2 separate regions of the Homo sapiens genome follow, and region 1 is linked to region 2. Evidence: chromatin contacts called from ENCODE Hi-C or POLR2A ChIA-PET data. All regions are on one chromosome and are shown on one strand. The core of a region is the stretch at or near the end of the contact, and the rest is flanking DNA. Distances in the headings are between cores, read along the strand shown.

Region 1 (3,241 bases), core at 592-3,091, 290 kb before region 2:
TAAAATAGATATTTATATCTACATTCTAAATGGCAAAAGAATGAGAGAAAGAAAGAAAGAGAGAGAAAGAGAGAGGGAGGGCGAGGCACGGTAGCTCATGCCTATAATTCAAGCACTCTGGGAGGCCAAGGCAGGCATATCACTTGAGCACAGGAGTTTCAGACCAGCCTGGGCAACATAGGGAGACCTCGTCTGTACAAAAAATACAAATGTTAGCCAGGCATGGTGGCATGCCCCAGTAGTCCCAGCTACTTAGGAGGCTGAGGCAGGAGGATTGTTTGAGCCTGGGAGGTGGAGGTTGCAGTGAGCCAACATCATACCACTGCATTCCAGCCTGGGTGACAGATTGAGACCCTGTCTCAAAAAATACATATAAAACAAAAAAATTTTAAATAATTAAATGGCAAAAATAGTCTTGCTATGGTTTGGCTGTGTGCCCACACAAATCTCATTTTGAATTGCAGTTCCCATAATCCCCACATGTCATGGGAGGGACCAGGTGGAGATAATTCAATCAGAGGCAGTTACCCTCTTGCTGTTCTCATGATAGTGAGTGAGTTCTCACGAGATCTGATGGTTTTATAAGGGGCTTCCCCCTTTGCTCAGCATTCACTTCTTTCACCTGCCACCGTGATTGTAAGTTTCCTGAGGCCTCTCTAACCACGTGGAATTGTGAATTAATTAAATCTCTTTTCCTTATAAATTACCCAGTCTCAGGTATGTCTTCATGGCAGCATGAAAACAGAATAATAGTCTGCTTCAAGTTACTGTACATGTTCAACATTAATAAAATAACATTTCTGGCTGGGCACAGTGGCTCATGCCTGTAATCCCAGCATTTTGAGAGGCCAAGGCAGGTGGATCGCTTGAGCCCAGGAGACCAGCCTGGGCAACATGGCAAGACCCCTGTATCTACAAAAAAAAAAAAAAAAAAAGAAAAGAAAAAATTAGCCAGGAGTTGTGGCACGTGCCTGTGGTCCCAGCTACTTGGGAGGCTGAGGTGGGAGGATCACTTGAGCCCAGGAGGTGGAGGTTGCAGTGAGCCAAAATTGTGCCAATGCATTCCAGCCTGGGGGGGAGAGAGTGAGACCCTATCTTAAAATAAATTTAAAAAATCAAATAACATTTCTGTGTGGTTAATTTAAACTAGTCATTTATCTATTGGCATTGATTCAATTACTTTTAAAAAGGAATATACACACTATTATAATATAGTTCTTTTTCACACACACCCAGAGATAATGTGATGAAATCTTGCCTCCCTAAATATAAGAACAAAACATAAGACTGGTATAATCGTTCAGAGAGACATTAACACCAATGCTATAAGTCAGTTCTAATGTATTTAATAAAACGGCTTTCCTTTAGTCAAAAAAAATTTTTTAATCTAGTGAAGTAATCAGCATCGAAATGTTTGGGACACTGAGAAGTGTCTCTTTTGTGCCTGGAAATAGGTGTTTTATTCATCCTCTGGAAGTTTACAGTACAGTGTGTGGGCGAAGCTTTCTGGACAACCTGTCCCTCTGTCAGCTTTTTGCCTCTGCAAAGCCAAAATGTGGGTTCTGTGTCTGAGTATTGCAACCCACAAGAAACGTGGCTAAGGCCAGAAAACATAAGTGTGAATACTTTTGGAAGGCTGCGCATCTCATGAGTCACATGGGAGCAGCCCCGACCGTGGTTTGTGCACCTTCTGCCCTAGCAGCTGCCAGTCAAGCGAAGAGGCGACCTCTAGGGGTGAGCCTGGGCAACAAAATAGTCACCTTCCCCTGGGAAAGCGAATGTGGGGATCCACCTTTAGGAATTCCCTTTTCTAAAAAGCTACGCCTCTAAAGCTTTCAAAAATGAAATTCTATCAATAAGGTACCAGAAGTAACCAAATGGACCCATGTGTGTGCCTGCGTGTGTACGCATGCGTGCATGCCCATATAAACTGAGTATCAGTAGGAGCAGGAAACTAGTATCCGTGCTGGCCTCCTGGGAGGGGAACCGCATAAAGGAGATGGGGACAGCAGGGAAACTCACTTTCCCCTCCCCTCAACTTTTATTATGAAAAACTTTCAAACAGAAAAGTTGAGAGAATAGTGCAATAAATTCCCGCATACTCAGCGCCTAGATTTCATGTGGTTAGCATGTTTGTATTTGCTTTATCTCTATACTCGTTTGTCCGACTTCTCTTAGACTCACCTTTCACAGTAAAGTCTTTGGACCCTTTCAACTGTATACTGTGTGTATGTCATCTATCCAAATAAGTTTATTAATAATTAATAGTAACCACCTCTGAGAGGCGTTGTGAGGGAGGGTTAAATTAAATGAGGAGAAGGGCATAAAATACCTGGCGCAGCGCCAAGCACATTGCTCAAGAAATGCTGTGGTGGCTCTCAGATTTCCCTTCATTCATTCTTAGGTCCCACAGTAAACTCAGCACCTTTGATTTCATCTGAGTCTTTTCCCAAGCCAGCCCTCTTTCCCCAAGCCAGCCCTCTTTCCCCTTTTCCACCCCTCTCTCAACTTCTCTATGGCTCCCGGCAGGCGCAGAGTAAAAGGGATCATCACACCCTGCAGGAAAGCGGCAGGGCCTCCAGACAACACTTACAGGCAGACCACTGGGCTGGAGGAGGCCTAGGCGGCCATGACTCTTAACCCTTCCCTGGCTGCTCCTAGAAAATGGCTTCATGCCTACAAATAGCCACCCTTTCTCATGGCCTCTCTTGTAATAGGTTTGGCAATTTTCTGATGTCAGAAATACATAAGTACAAAATATTAAAATAATATAAAATAAGGCCGGGCACAGTGACTCACGCCTGTAATCCTAGAACTTTGGGAGGCCGAGGCAGGTGGATCACGAGGTCAGGAGTTCAAGACCAGCCTGGCCAAGATGGTGAAACCCCGTCTCTACTAAAAATACAAAAATTAGCCGGGCACGGTGGCAGATGCCTATAACCCCAGCTACTCGGGAGGCTGAGGCAGGAGAATAACTTGAACCCGGGCGGCACAGGTTTGACAGAGTGAGACTCTGTCTCAAAATAAATAAATAAATAAATAATATATATAAAATATAAAATGTAAGTATGTGGTAAAAACCAAGAAGAGATGCTAACTGTATCTCTAAATATATCATATAATATGTATGTGCAGTATAATATACATATATTAATATACTACACTACACATAATATGTGTTAACATATCTATGTTTCATCACATAATATAACATAAATATACAATATAATTCAATATGTGG
Region 2 (3,151 bases), core at 378-2,877:
GGGTGAGAGTGGGAACTACCCTTAGTATTGGGAGAATGACACTAGACCAGCATATAAAACACTTGGACAGTGTCTGGCTGGGAGGAAGTGCTCCCTCAACATCAGCTGCAGTTTCACAAGCACCCGTGAGGTGCCAGGTGCTAAGCTGTGCTCTGTGTGCCTTAAACCATCCTCCCCATTAGTAGGCTTTCATGTCCTCCTTTCCAAGTGGGGCAATGGAGGCTTGGAAACCATGTGACTGCCCCAGGGCACTGAGGCTGGTGTGCCCGCTGGTGTGTACCTACTCCATGCCAGGCCCCGGGCTGGGGACTTTACTGTTACATCACTTAATCCTCACAGTGATTTGCAAACAGGCCGTCTTGCGTCACTCTCGCAAATGAGTAAACTGAGGAATCTCTGGGTTTAACCCCAAAACCCACGTCCTTGTGTTACAGACACAAAATTCTCCCAGGAAGTGGGATGGGCACTTGAGAGAGGCGCAGGCAGGGCGGGGCAGGGGAGGACCCACCTGACGCCTCGGCGGTACCACAAAGTCAGCCACCTGGATCCTCACACCTTCTGCCTCCCTGACCAGGGAGAAGGAGGCTGCCCACAGGGCCCTGGGGCCGCTTGCCTTCCACTTTTCATTCAACAAACGTCATTAGCTTCTGACCCTGTGCCAGGCACCAAGCCAGGCTCAAAATGTAGATGAGGAAAGACAGAGCCCAGGTACTTCCTGCTCTCAGGGTTTCACCCTCTAGAAGGGGAGGCAGACGCTTAGCCAGGTTGCAGTGAGTGGGTCAGGGAAGGCTTCCTGGAAGAGGTGCCGTTTGACTGAGACCTGAACTGTGAACATGAGTTAGCCAGGGGCAAAGCACAGGGGAAGAGTGTTGCAGCCTGGGACCCCCCAGTTAGAAAGGCAAGAAAGGCCACGGATGTATAGACTGCCCTCTGGGCCTCAGTCTTTCCACGTGTGAAATGGACTGTGAGGGGTTTGGGAAATTTGGGGAAGAAACTCAGGTTAAGTGGAATAGCTGGGTCTGAGATGCCTCCCCGGGGCACGCACAGTAGTGACTGATGAACCTTTCGCCTGCAGGCTGCCTGAGCAGGAGCTAAGCACCAGTTAGTCATTCTCTCCTGGCGGAGGGCCTACTGTGTGTCCCGGGCTGCAAGTGAACAACAGGACAAAACGCCCTGGCCTCGCGGAGCTGATCCTGCCCTGCCCTGTAACTCGGGTGTCTCCGCGGGCCGAGCCTGGCACACAGTAGGTGCCCGGGAAATGTGCTCAAGTAAATTATGCCTAGGCGCACTTCACATTGGCTCTGTTACTGGGGACAGTGGGGGTGAGGGGTGAAGGGAGGAAGTCAGGAGTTTCGGGGCTTGGGGGCGGCAGGACCCTGGAGTCAATCGGTTGCGGGGCGGAGTCTGCTGCTAGAACTCCAGACAGCCTCTCTGCCCCACCCCCGAAGCTTCTGCGCTGGAGCCCCCGGACTTACCAGCGCAGAAGAAGAGAGGTGGGTGGGTCCCCCTCCTCCTGGTCTGGGAGAGCCCGCGCCTTCCCCACCGCAGGGACTCCGCTCGCGGACGTATTTCGCGTGTCCAAGGCGACCCCTAGCGGTCACTGCGGCCACGACAACCCAGGCAGTCGTCCTCTCACCCCCGAGGCCCACAACTTCCCCGAGAGGGGAGCGGAGCTGGGACGGTGCAGAGAGGCGCTCCCAAAGGGCCGCCTTCCGCGGGCCCAAGGAGGCCAACGGCCCGCTAGGAGAGCCTCCTCTGGCTTCTGTTTTCTGTGTCTGGAGCCGTGCACAACTTCACGGCCCCGTTCCTAGACAGGTTTACCGAGTTTTAACACAGCCTTGACCATTAATGACTACCTGTGTGACCTTGGGGAAGTCACCAAACCTTTTTTTTTTTTTTTTTCTTTTTAGTCTTGCTCTGTCGCCCAGGCTGGAGTGCAATGGCGCGATCTCGGCTCACTGCAACTTCTGCCTGCCGGGTTCAAGCGATTCTCCTGTCTCAGCCTACCAAGTAGCTGGGACTACAGGCGCCCATCATCACGCCCGGCTAATTTTTGTACTTTTAGTAGAGGTGGTGTTTCACCATGTTGGGCAGGCTGGTCTTGAACTCCTGACCTCAAGTGATCCACCTGCCTCTGCCTCCCAAAATGCTGAGATTACAGGCGTGAGACACCGCGCCCGGCCAGTCACTAAACCTTTCTGAGCCTTGACAAACTCTCCTTTAAAAAATGTGATAGTAAGTCTCAGTGCATAGCGTTAGTGTTACTTACGATGATAATTTTCTTACTCTTAGTTTATTAACTTATTTAAGCTCCATCCATCTAACAATCCCTGGGATGGCGCAGTGTGGGAGCAGCCCTCAGGTCTGTCACTGGCCTAGGCCTATGCAAAGGGAAAATGGTGAAGCTCTGAAACCAGGGGACAAGAACAGGCTGGCATGTGGGCTGGAGCCCTCCTAGGTGCATGTGACTCACCCCTTTCTCCTCCCACCTTTCTGGCCACTCCCTGAGGCCACCAACATCCCACCTCAGACAGAGTTCTGTGGTTGGCCCACCCCACCCCACCCACTCCTACTGATACTGCCTAACCCTAATGCCCAGACCAAGACTCTGTCTGCCACACCACACTGCTTTCCTAGGACTCAGAACTTAATGTCTTAGTTCCTTTACACCAATAATAGTAATTTCACGAACACTTATCATGTACTGGACTCTGTGAAATGCCTTTTTTTTTTTTTTTTTTTGAGACAGTCTCGCTCTGTCACCCAGGCTGGAGTACAGTGGCGTGATCTTGGCTCACCACAACCTCCACCTCCTGGGTTCAAGCAACCCTTCTGCCTCAGCCTCCCCACTGGGATTACAGGCACATGCCATCACATCTGGCTAATTTTTGTATTTTTAGTAGAAACGGGGTTTTACCATGTTGGCCAGGCTGGTCTTGAACTCCTGACCTCAAGTGATCCACCCATCTTGGCCTCCCAAAGTGCTGGGATTGCAGGAGTGAGCCACCATGCCTGGCCTGAAATGCTCTTTACGTATATTTTGTCAGTGAGTTCTCAGAACACTCTATGGGGTGGGTCCTGTTACCCCATTTCATTGGAAAGAAAACTGAGGCACAGTTTTCTGTGAAGGATCAGTGACCTGCCTGCCAGA

Evidence for each region. Hi-C counts contacts between places; a loop is a spot of excess contacts on that map. ChIA-PET counts read pairs that join two places held with the same protein, here RNA polymerase II (POLR2A). Pooled maps may share reads with other maps.
Region 1: a loop to region 2 is called in a pooled map, with 3 times the contacts of the local background. The contact joins two enhancer-like sites. A Hi-C loop is called at or near these places in 3 of 50 pooled maps. POLR2A ChIA-PET finds 5 or more read pairs at or near these places in 3 of 52 experiments (HepG2, activated B cell and activated naive CD4-positive, alpha-beta T cell).

Annotation. Positions count from the first base shown.
Region 1 is chr3:58,462,344-58,465,584 of GRCh38, reverse strand. The region is part of intron 1 of LOC107986092 (a long non-coding RNA gene); the gene reads right to left. Among named protein-coding and RNA genes, the nearest start is that of KCTD6, 28 kb to the left of the region's middle. Within about 2 kb of position 1,841, at least 3 of the 41 ENCODE cell types and tissues checked have a DNase peak (open chromatin) inside an H3K27ac peak, as active enhancers do.
Region 2 is chr3:58,176,332-58,179,482 of GRCh38, reverse strand. LOC124909485 reads right to left here. Exons shown (of 6, transcript XM_047449435.1): 4 at 1,637-1,775; 5 at 1,476-1,556. Among named protein-coding and RNA genes, the nearest start is that of FLNB-AS1, 7.3 kb to the right of the region's middle. RefSeq lists an enhancer at 790-839. Within about 2 kb of position 1,627, at least 8 of the 41 ENCODE cell types and tissues checked have a DNase peak (open chromatin) inside an H3K27ac peak, as active enhancers do.